2 separate regions of the Homo sapiens genome follow, and region 1 is linked to region 2. A link is an interaction called in ENCODE POLR2A ChIA-PET data of the cell type or tissue named here. Cell type or tissue: K562. All regions are shown on one strand. Region 1 overlaps DYNC2I1 (dynein 2 intermediate chain 1). Region 2 has its middle 96 kb from the start of DNAJB6.

What was found. ChIA-PET counts read pairs that join two places held together with the same protein. Peaks named below come from ENCODE experiments on the same cell type or tissue, not always from the same donor. Only the 100,000 strongest peaks of a DNase experiment are listed, where the experiment ranks them.
Region 1: POLR2A ChIA-PET joins it to region 2 with 5 read pairs; 1 of 35 experiments calls an interaction of 5 or more read pairs at or near these places.

What each region holds. Positions count from the first base shown.
Region 1 is chr7:158,908,932-158,913,931 of GRCh38, reverse strand. It overlaps DYNC2I1 (dynein 2 intermediate chain 1), which reads right to left. Exons shown (of 25, transcript NM_018051.5): 12 at 2,253-2,382; 13 at 836-947. Among named protein-coding and RNA genes, the nearest start is that of DYNC2I1, 55 kb to the right of the region's middle. RefSeq lists enhancers at 2,670-3,323, 2,574-3,773. In K562, no CTCF peak of the experiment used is centred here; DNase peaks (open chromatin) are centred at 3,111 and 3,561.
Region 2 is chr7:157,430,279-157,435,278 of GRCh38, reverse strand. No RefSeq gene overlaps it. Among named protein-coding and RNA genes, the nearest start is that of DNAJB6, 96 kb to the right of the region's middle. RefSeq lists an enhancer at 2,393-2,902. In K562, CTCF peaks have their summits at 874, 2,170 (motif pointing left) and 3,727 (motif pointing right); DNase peaks (open chromatin) are centred at 2,188 and 2,548; H3K27me3 peaks cover 3,433 bases.

The sequences.
Region 1 (5,000 bases), 1.5 Mb before region 2:
TCAAGACCAGCCTGGCCAACATGGCGAAACCCCATCTCTACTAAAAAATACAAAAATTAGCCAGGCATGATAGCAGGCGCTTGTAGTCCCAGCTACTCGGGAGGCTGAGGCAGGAGAATCACTTGAACCCAAGAGGCGGAGGTTACAGTGAGCTGAGATCATGCCACTGCACTCCAGCCTGGGTGACAGAGCAAGGCTCCATCTCAAAAAAAAAATTTTTTTTCAAAGGCATCAATTTAATTATCATGTAAGTCTTAAGTTTAGGTATATTACTTTCTTAAGGTGAGGCTTACCTGAGAAAAGGGAGTAATATACATCCCTGCCATACAGAGGCAATTCCTTGAGAAAAACCAGTAAAGTATTCAACATGTAAATCGCTCCAGAGTACTTAGCAGAAACCATATATTCTAGGGACCTTCGATATAAATTGATGGAACATTTTTGCAAACTGCACTTGAAACATAAAAATTCTATATTCATGAGAATAGGCTTCCCCTAAGTTAAAAACACAGTGTGCTTCAAAGGTCCAGCGACACAGTGGTTGTTTGGAATGTGGAATCTCTCCCTCTACACAGGAATAAAATCTGTCATAAATCCTGGCAATGGCACAGACTGGGCCTCGAGAGCAGGTTTCCTCCCACTTGTAGTTCAGCAGCTCTGTGGCTGCTGGTTAGCGTTTCTTTAAAAGAAAATTGGGTACTGCTATTGTCACATGCTAACAACCATACAGAAGAGAAAGACAAAATGAAAGTGAACCAGAAAGGGAATAAGTAAAAATAAAACAAAAAAGAATGTAAAGAGAGTCAATGGTCAACACTCAAGAGCAAGATGTTACCTCCAGATACAACAGTACTTTCTCCCGGGTGCTGGGTCCACACTTCCCTGGTCTCTATTTCCTCCGTTTGAATGTCTCTTTCAACATTATCTTCGTTACACTGAACATATGCCTTAAAAACAAAAATATGCCAAAATTAACATTGGTTTCAATTTCGGAGCAATCTGTCATTACTGAAATAATAATGAGAGTCACTGTGTCAAAAGTAAGTATCAAAGCATAAAGAACAATCATGCAAAGACAACCTGTGCTTAAACGTTCGATATAGATATATACAGGTCTAATTTTCAAAAGTGTGTTCAAAAAGTCTCACCAAACGATTTCCCTTTAGTCTGAAAATACTGCCACCTCACCTGCCCACACCCTATTTTCTTAGGACATGCTGGTTTTGCAAAACTACATATATATTTCAAAAGGTACATGCTTCAGTGAAATCAGTTTTGTTACTAACAGCTTTATGATGAGGAAAACCACCAAAGATAAATAATCTACTTAAGGTCAGAGTGAATCAGCTGCAAAACCAGGATTAATATTGTCAGTGTCCGAGGAGTTCAAGGCTACAGTGAGATATGATCTTGCTACTGCACTCCATCCAGCCTGGGTGGCAGAGCAAGACCCTGTCTCTTAAAAAAAATTTAAAAATTTAAAAATTGTAAAAGCCATCAGCTTCTTCAGCTTCATCCCGTGACCTTCCTCCTTTTAAAAGGATTTTATTGAGTGTACCAACTAGACAATGTTAAGATTGGTGGTACCAGTAACAGGAATGTAAGAAAAATGTTAGATAAGACGTCTGACTTCAAAATCTTTAGAACCTTGTTGTGAAGTGAGACCATCACATAATGAATTAATGATTGGAAATACTACAGGGAAGTACAAAATTGCATGAAATAGTAAATTGTAGGAACTCTGGAATAGGAGAAAGAATTCATTGTAAGTCACTAGGAAGGGTTCACCCAGAAAACAGGCCTTGGACACTGAGGAACAGACAGGCAGGTAAGGCAGGCTGAGGCACGAGAATCACTTGAACCCAGGAGGTGGAGTTTGCAGTGAGCCAAGATCACTCCACTGCACTCTGGCCTGGGCGACAGAGTGAGACTGTCTCTAAATAAATAAATAAAACATTTGCACAGCATAAAGCTTCACTCCAAGGTCAGGACAGCAGCCATTCTGTCCCCATTCCGAGCAGATCACCCACCAGAGCTCCTGAAGGCTCTGGAGTGCCTCCGGCTTTGCCTGTGCCCGGCCTCTCGGGTGAATGGGCCCCATGTGAAGATGGGTCCCCATTTTCCCTAAGCTTGTATCCTTCACAGACCATCCCCAAGTTCTAATATTGCAGAACATTATTCAGGAAGACACAAAGTTATCCTACTAGACTTTACTTGCATTTTATCACTTAGTTAACACATCTCATACTTACCTGCTTGGTATTTTTTTTCCCAAAGTTTCTGATATACATGTCATATTCATTTACTGGTGGTAGATCCAAGAGAGAGAAAGTAAATGAAAAATCTAAGTCAATGAGCCGAAGCAGTTTTGTACTTCGCATCCTTTGAAATAAATTGGAAACAAGACAAAAATTAACTCGAATAATATACGTGGGGAAGTGTAGGGAGAACAGAAGTAAACTTAGAGTTAAATGCATGTTATTGTCAGAAACCTAGCTTCAGGCTGGGGTGAGTCTGAGATATTTAACAGCTGTTAAAAATAACTGAGTAGTAGACAGTCGTGGGAACCTGGTGTGTGACCTTGGCATTTGGTGATTCTGCTCCCCGACTGCCTCGTGTGTGTGTCACGAACCTCATGTGTGACCGTTCTAATGCGTATGCCTGAGCTAACACAAAATCAAGTCACACAACATATATGCCTGGGATGTTCCTAAGGACTAATTCATTTGACTTCAGGAGCTGACATACTGACTATGCAATCACCTGCACCATGGTCGGACCACGCAGCCAGTAAGTGTTTTGGGCCACGCTCTTTTCCAGGCCACAGCCAACCTCTGTGCTTCCCCCAGGACTTGACCTGCCTTTCACGCTCCAATCGCCCTCCGCCCACAGGCCTGACACAGCCAATCGCCCTCGGCCCACGGGCCTGAAACAGCCATTCGCGCTCCTCCCACAGGCCTGAAACAGCCAATCGCCCTTGGCCCACAAGCCTGACACAGCCAATCGCACTCCTCCCACAGGCCTGACACAGCCAACGCTCCTCGCTCACAGGCCTGACACAGCCAATCGCCCTCCGCCCACAGGCCTGACACAGCCAATCACCCTTGGCCCACAGGCTGACACAGCCAATCGCCCTGCGCACACAGGCCTGACACAGCCAATGGCCCTCCACCCACAGGTCTGACACAGCCAACTGCCCTCTAATCGTCCTCCGCCCACAGGTCTGACACAGCAAATAGTGATCGGCCCACGAGCCTGACACAGCCAATTGCCCTCCAATTGCCCTCGGCCCACAGGCCTGACACAGCCAAGTGCCCTCGGCCCACAGGCCTGACACAGCTGATGGCCCTCCAATCACCCTCAGCCCACAGGCCTGACACAGCCAATCGTGCTCCGCCCACAAGCCTGACACAGCCAATGGCCCTCCACCCACAGGCCTGACACAGCCAATCGCACTCGGCCCACAGGCCTGACATAGCCAATTGCCCTCGGCCCACAGGCCTGACACAGCCAATCGCGCTCCCACAGGTCTGACACAGCTGATCGCCCTCCAATCGCCCTCAGCCCACAGGCCTGACACAGCCCATCATGCTCCACCCACAGACCTGACACAGCCAATGGCCCTGCACCCACAGGCCTGACACGGCCGATGGCCCTCTGCCCACAGGCCCCGAAACGCCGCACCCACGTGGCTTCCTCTTGCTTCACAAACAGTTCCTTTTCCATCGCCTGTGCTGGGTTTTCCTTTCCTAAGTTTCACCCTAACATTAGTGTGCCCGGGGTCAAATCCTTAAGATATTTGTTTGTTACTCCTCACTGGGATATAAACTCGCAAGGGCAGAGATTTTTGTTTCTTTACTGTTATCGCCACACAGCCGGTGCTCAATGAATGCACAGTGAATGACCGAGTGAACGACCCGCCCAACATCCAGGTGCCTCGGCCACCGGGTCTGCTCTCTGCTCCTCCTCCTCCCCCGATCCTTCACCTCACACTCCTCCAGGTCTGCCCTGCTTCCTAGAGCACAGGCCTGCAGGAGGCTCGACCAAAACCTAGGATGTTTTATCAGAAATTCTCCCACCGGAAGGCTCTCAACTTCCATTTTCATCCCCTCGACCCTGTGCGAACGTCAAATGCCCTAGGCCATCAGATCTTTCTGTTTCACTCTACTGTCTTGAGAAATCAAGATGCAAACCTGAATGGAAACAGGGATCGCCTCCATGTTTCCCTTCTTTCCAGGACCTCGGCTCTTCAGGGCCCAGCGGCCTTGGTTGCTCCGGTATATTCAATCAGCTGGAGTGTTTTTGTTGTTTTAAATCCAACTTTTACCCTTGTTTTAGCTGGAGGATTTCTCTGATACAAGCCATTCCATCAAGAAAGTAGGACTCTGTACATATTCTTTTGTAAGATGCTTTTCTCGTATCACTGGAGCGTTTTTCATGACATTATATCCTCAGAGTATCCATCGTTTTGATACCTATATTTCATACCTGATAGAATGCTGCCTATGCAGACATTGTACCAATTTGTTTCAAGCAAGCTTTTTCTCTACATTCTCATCAGTACTGAAGTATTATCTTTTTTTTTTTTTTTTTTTTTTTTTGAGACAGAGTCTTGCTCTGTCGCCCAGGCTGTAGTGCAGTGGTGCGATCTCAGCTCGCTGCAACCTCCACCTCCCAGGTTCAAGCAATTCTCCTGCCTCAGCCTCCCGAGTGGCTGGGATTACAGGCATGTGCCACCATGCCTGGCTAATTTCTGTATTTTTGGTAGGCACGGGGTTTCACCATGTTGGCCAGGCTGGTCTCGAACTCCTGACCTCAGGTGATCCGCCCGCCTCAGTCTTCCAAAGTGCTGGGATTACAGGCATGAGCCACTATGCCTGGCCTAAGTATTATCATTTTTTAATACCTTGCCTATTCCATAAAAGAAAAATTCATCCCATTGTTTCAATATACATTTCTCTGACAGGACATATTTTCATACATTTACTGACAGCCTAATT
Region 2 (5,000 bases):
TTTACCTCAATCTAGATGCTCCTAAGTCCAACAGAATTCCTAAATCTAGACGCTCGGGCAAACTGTAATGGTCTGGCCACCTCCACGCCTCACCCTCAGATACCAACAGGTGGGCGTGGGAGGCCTGGCGGGGAGTAAGATGCTGGGGAGTCCTCCCCTCCCGGATGAAGCATCATTTTTACTACACGGAATGATGCTGGAGACCCTTTATCATCACCATACATTGCTATAACTCCAACAATAAACCCTCAGGTAAAAGGCTTAAAGCTAAGAAGAGTCACATGCATAAGTTCATTTGCATCCGCACTGAAACCCGTCTGTACCAGCATGATCTATCTTCCTGGATTGGCTGGCAACAGTGCAGGGTGCTCTGCGGTTTTCAGCTGCTGCTGTCTGGTTTGGGAGCATGGTTGTTGGGGATGAGGTGGAGACCTGGAGCTCACAGCAGCTTCTGCTGCTGCTCCTGCCCTTTAACGGGAATCGAGGGCACCACGGGAGGGGCTGAGGACTTCGCTCACAAGTATTATAAGGCTTGGGACAGTTTTGGCTTTGAGTTTTGTGTTTTCTCTCTTTATGTTATTTCTTCTTTACCTCGGTAATTTTTTACCTGATTTTGGTAACAAGTGGATAGGAAGCAAAGGGCCCTGGAATCGGGACGCCACACCCTTTGGCACTGCAGAGCGGTCATCGGTCTGGGTGAAAGCCACGTCTTCTGGTCTCTCCAAGCCAACTTTACTTATGAGGCCGTTCAACCACGCCTTGGAGAAACTGCTGATCACAAAAGTCTGGATTAAGGAAACGACTGCATGTTCTGACCAAAGCTTCAAAAAGCAACTCCAAGACAGGTGTTGTCAAGTGCTTCCCATTCGCTCCCCGGCCGCCAGGGTGGCTGACTTCAGCGGTTGTGCGATAGGTTTGGTGGCCCTGACCTTTCCTTGTACCACCACTTATGGGGGCGGTGCACGGTTCAGTGGGTTATGGGATTATTTTAGCCAGAAGGTGCTGAAAATATTAACAATAGATTTTATTGCTCTCTATTAGCCCAGAAGAACGCAAATTACCATTTGTCAAATGTTATTTGAGTAAAAACTATAGAAATGTTTTTGGCATGGGAGTGTAGGGGGAAAAAAGTGACCTTGAACTTTTGGTAGAGCCTGATTTTATCATTTAAAATTGTGTGCTTGCGAAGCTTTTGATATGTCATTTAGAAGGTTGTGAGACTGGATGTTAACTGTTCAACAAGAAAAACTCCCCACTCTGCCTTAAACTAATTATTTTATTCCACCGATGGGACCGTGTAAGCACTCAGGCCCCTCACCCTTCAACTCGATTTTAGCCTTGATTAACCTGAACATAATTAAAATAAGACTAACGCCACTAGGTGGCCATGGGGGTGTGGGGGTGCATGTGTGGGTGGGTGACTTCGTGTGTGTGTATGTCTATGTATGCGTGTGTGAGTGTGCACGTGTGGGTGGGTGACTGCATGTGTGCATGCGAGTGTGCATGTGAACGTGCATGTGTGTGTATATGTGGGTGGATGACCGTGTGTGCATGCATGAGTGTATGCGTGTGCAGGCATGTGTGAGTATGTGTGGGTGGGTGACTGCATGTGTGTGTGCATGCGTGTGTATGCATGTCAGTGTGCACATGTGGGTGGGTGACTGAGTGTGCATGTGAATGTGCATGTGTGTGTATATATGGGTGGATGACCGTGTGTGTGTGCATGCATGCATGAGTGTGCGTGTGTGCAGGCATGTGTGTGTGCATGTGTGGGTGGGGGACTGCATGTGTGCATGGGTGTGTGCACATGTGGGTGGGTGACTGCAGGTGCGGGTGCGTGTGAGTGCATGTGATTGTGTGCATGTGCGCACATGTGGATGGATGACTGCATGTGGGTGTGCATGCATGAGCATGCATGTGTGCATGCATGTGTGTGCATGTGTGAGTGTGCATGTATGTGTGTGTGCAGGCATGTGTGAGGGTACATGTGTGGGTGGGTGACTTCGTGTCTGTGCATGTGTGTGCCTATGTGGGTGGATGACTGCGTGTGTGTGTGTGTGCATGTGAGTGTGCATGTGTGTGCATGCGTGTGTGCGTGCCTCGGGTGGGAGTGGAGTGGGTCACTCGCGCACAGTCCTGTTTTCTTTTATAGACGCGCCCTCCTGTGGCCGCTGAAAATATTGCCCTGTAAAATGCCATCTCTGCCCTGCATCCTGTGTTTCTGTCGCTGTTTTTCTGCGTGAAGCATTTGGAGTCTCACATGAATAAATAAACGTTCCCACAAAGCTACACAGACATATGCAATTTTTTCATAAAATACTTGATTTGGGGTTTTATAAGTTGGGATGCCTCGGTACTGATGCACAGGTGCACCTTCTAAACTGAATTTCTAAAGCGGGGCGCCCGCGTGCCTGGGGGCTCCTCACACCGGCAGGAGGACAGAGCCAAAGTGGAGGAAGGTGTGGGCGGGGCCGGCTCCCTCACGAGGCTCAGGATGGACACTCCTTCCTGCCTCTCCCAGCTTCCGGCACACAAGCTGCTGCTTCTCCCAGCTTGTGGCCACACCCCTCCCATCTCTGCCTCCGTCTCCACGTGGCCTCCCTCCCCGTCCCGGTCTCAAGTCTCCCTCCCCCTTCTCCTCTAAGGACGGCTGTTGTTGGGTTTGCTGGCATTCTCAGTCCAGGATGATCTCCTCTCCAGGCCTTAACTTGTTACATCTGCAAAGACGGCCTCTCGGGCAGGCATGCTCACGGGTTCCAGGGGTCAGCAGGTGGACGTGTCTTCAGAGACCACCATTCCCCTGCACAGGACTTGGGGATCTCAGGGGGACTGGAAGGTGTGGGTGTCCGTGTTGCTGGAGTGTACAGGAGAATGAGACAGGCAGGCCGGGCCAGGCCATTCGCACTCTCCGTGTGGGTGATGGGCTGCGGGACGCCTCTGTGGCTGACTGAAAGTGAGGTCCTCGGCCCAAGGACCTGTCCCTGCAAACTGGGACAACGCTGACATCAGAGCTTCCCTGCAGAGCACCCGTCCCTCCAGCAGCCTCTGGGAGGACTCAGGGCTGTGGGGTCCGGTTTTCTTTCCTCACCTCACACCTGCCGTGGGCGTCTGCTGTGCCTGACAGGTGACGACGAAGTCAGCCTGCCCTGGAGAGGACGGAGCAGCCAGTAGCAGGAACTACCGAGACGCAGGGAGCGCTGGGAGCTGAGCGGATGGTGGTCTGTCCTTTGGAGATTTGTGGGCTGCTCTCTCCCCACTTCGCACTGACTCACAGCTCTGGGGGTTCACAGCTGTCTGCTCCCCAAGGCCTGGTCCCAGGGGGATGAGGGACAAGAAGCGATGGACACAGCTATGTCCCCAACCACAACAAAACCACTCCAGGGCAGATGCACACCTGAGGTCCCACGACCTCTTGAAGCCAAAGAGGGCTGAAAGGGAACAGGTGATCCCATCAGGTGACAGGTGACCTCAGGTGACAAGTGGCCCATCAGTGACAGGTAATCTTGTCAGGTGACAGGTGACCTTCCGTGTGGCAAGAAAGACAGACGTTGGCAGTCCCACAGCAGCTGCCTCGTCCTTGTGGGAAGGCCTCTGTCCCGCGGTGGGCAGGTCTATGCAGACTCACCCCAAAGGCCAAGGGAGCTGAGAGGTGGAAGAGAAAGGCTGACAGACCCAGCTCCTCAGACAAACACTTCACAGGGACTTGGGAAAGGAATCAGTGTCTCCGGTGGCCACAAGACGGTGGCGCCCGCACCCACTCCAGGAAGTGTCTTTTGTGCACATGTGTTTAAGGTGGGACGCATGCAGCTGGCCACATCTGACTCTCTTGGGAAACTCGTGACCGCTGGGGAGTGTGACAGGCATTCTTCCCAGGGTGTCTGTGCTACAGAAACACCTCAGTATGTGGGCGCCCGGCGCCAGTCATGGTAACGGTCTCGCTTCAAGACAGAGTCCCGTGGGCCGTGCAGCAGCCTCGCTGCCCCCAGGCTGGAGCTCTGTCACACTCAGCCGAGCTCCAGGGACCGGCTCTCTCTGTCCATTGGCTGCGTTTCCACCACAGCAGGAGGGGGTGCTCCCGGGGCGCGGCTGCCACCACTCGGCATGGACAGTGGTCCTAGGGCAAGCCCATCACTGGCCACCGTGGCTCACTCCACAGGCAGCACAAGGGGTGAAGTGTGGGGAAGAAGCCGCCCATTCACGTCCAGGCTTGCTTCACCTCTTCCTGCTGCATGCAAAATTCTCCCTCCCACAAATTCACCTCCAACCCACAAGCCCACCCCGGGCTCTGGCCACTCTCGTCCAGAGAGCCTGCCCACATCCACTCACCGACACCCACTCAGGAAGCTCTCTGACCCTTCTCTCCATCCTGGGAAGGTCCAAGCTGAGCGTGTTCAGCATGTAGTCCTCCCCTCCACTGGCCTGTGGGGGGTTGACAAGGGTGGGTTGGAAGTGATTGATTCTGCCTTTCCCCTCTGCAGGGCAGGATGACAATGTATAAAGCTCTCTGTCCCCAGCGTGCCAGCAATGGACACACAGATGAATGAATGGGAGGGACAGGCAGATGGGCAGACAGATGGACAGATGGAAGGATGGACGAATGGATGAACAAATGGATAGACAGATGGACAGACAGATGGACAGATGGAAGGATGGACGAATGGATGAACAAACGGATAGACAGATGGACAGATGGATGGGTAGGTGGATGGATGGGTGGATGGGTGGGAGGGTGGATGGATGAGTGGATGGATGGATGGGTGGGTGGGTGGGTGGATGGATGGATGGGTGGATGGGTGGGTCGGTGGATGGATGGGTGGATGGATGGGTGGGTGGATGGATAGATGAGTGGATGGATGGATGAATGGATGGATGGGTGGACAGGTGGGTGGGTGGATGGATGAGTGGGTGGGTGGGTGGATGGATGGGTGGGTGGATGGATGGATGGATGGATGGATGGATGGATGGGTGGGTGGGTGGGTGGGTGGATGGATGGATGGGTG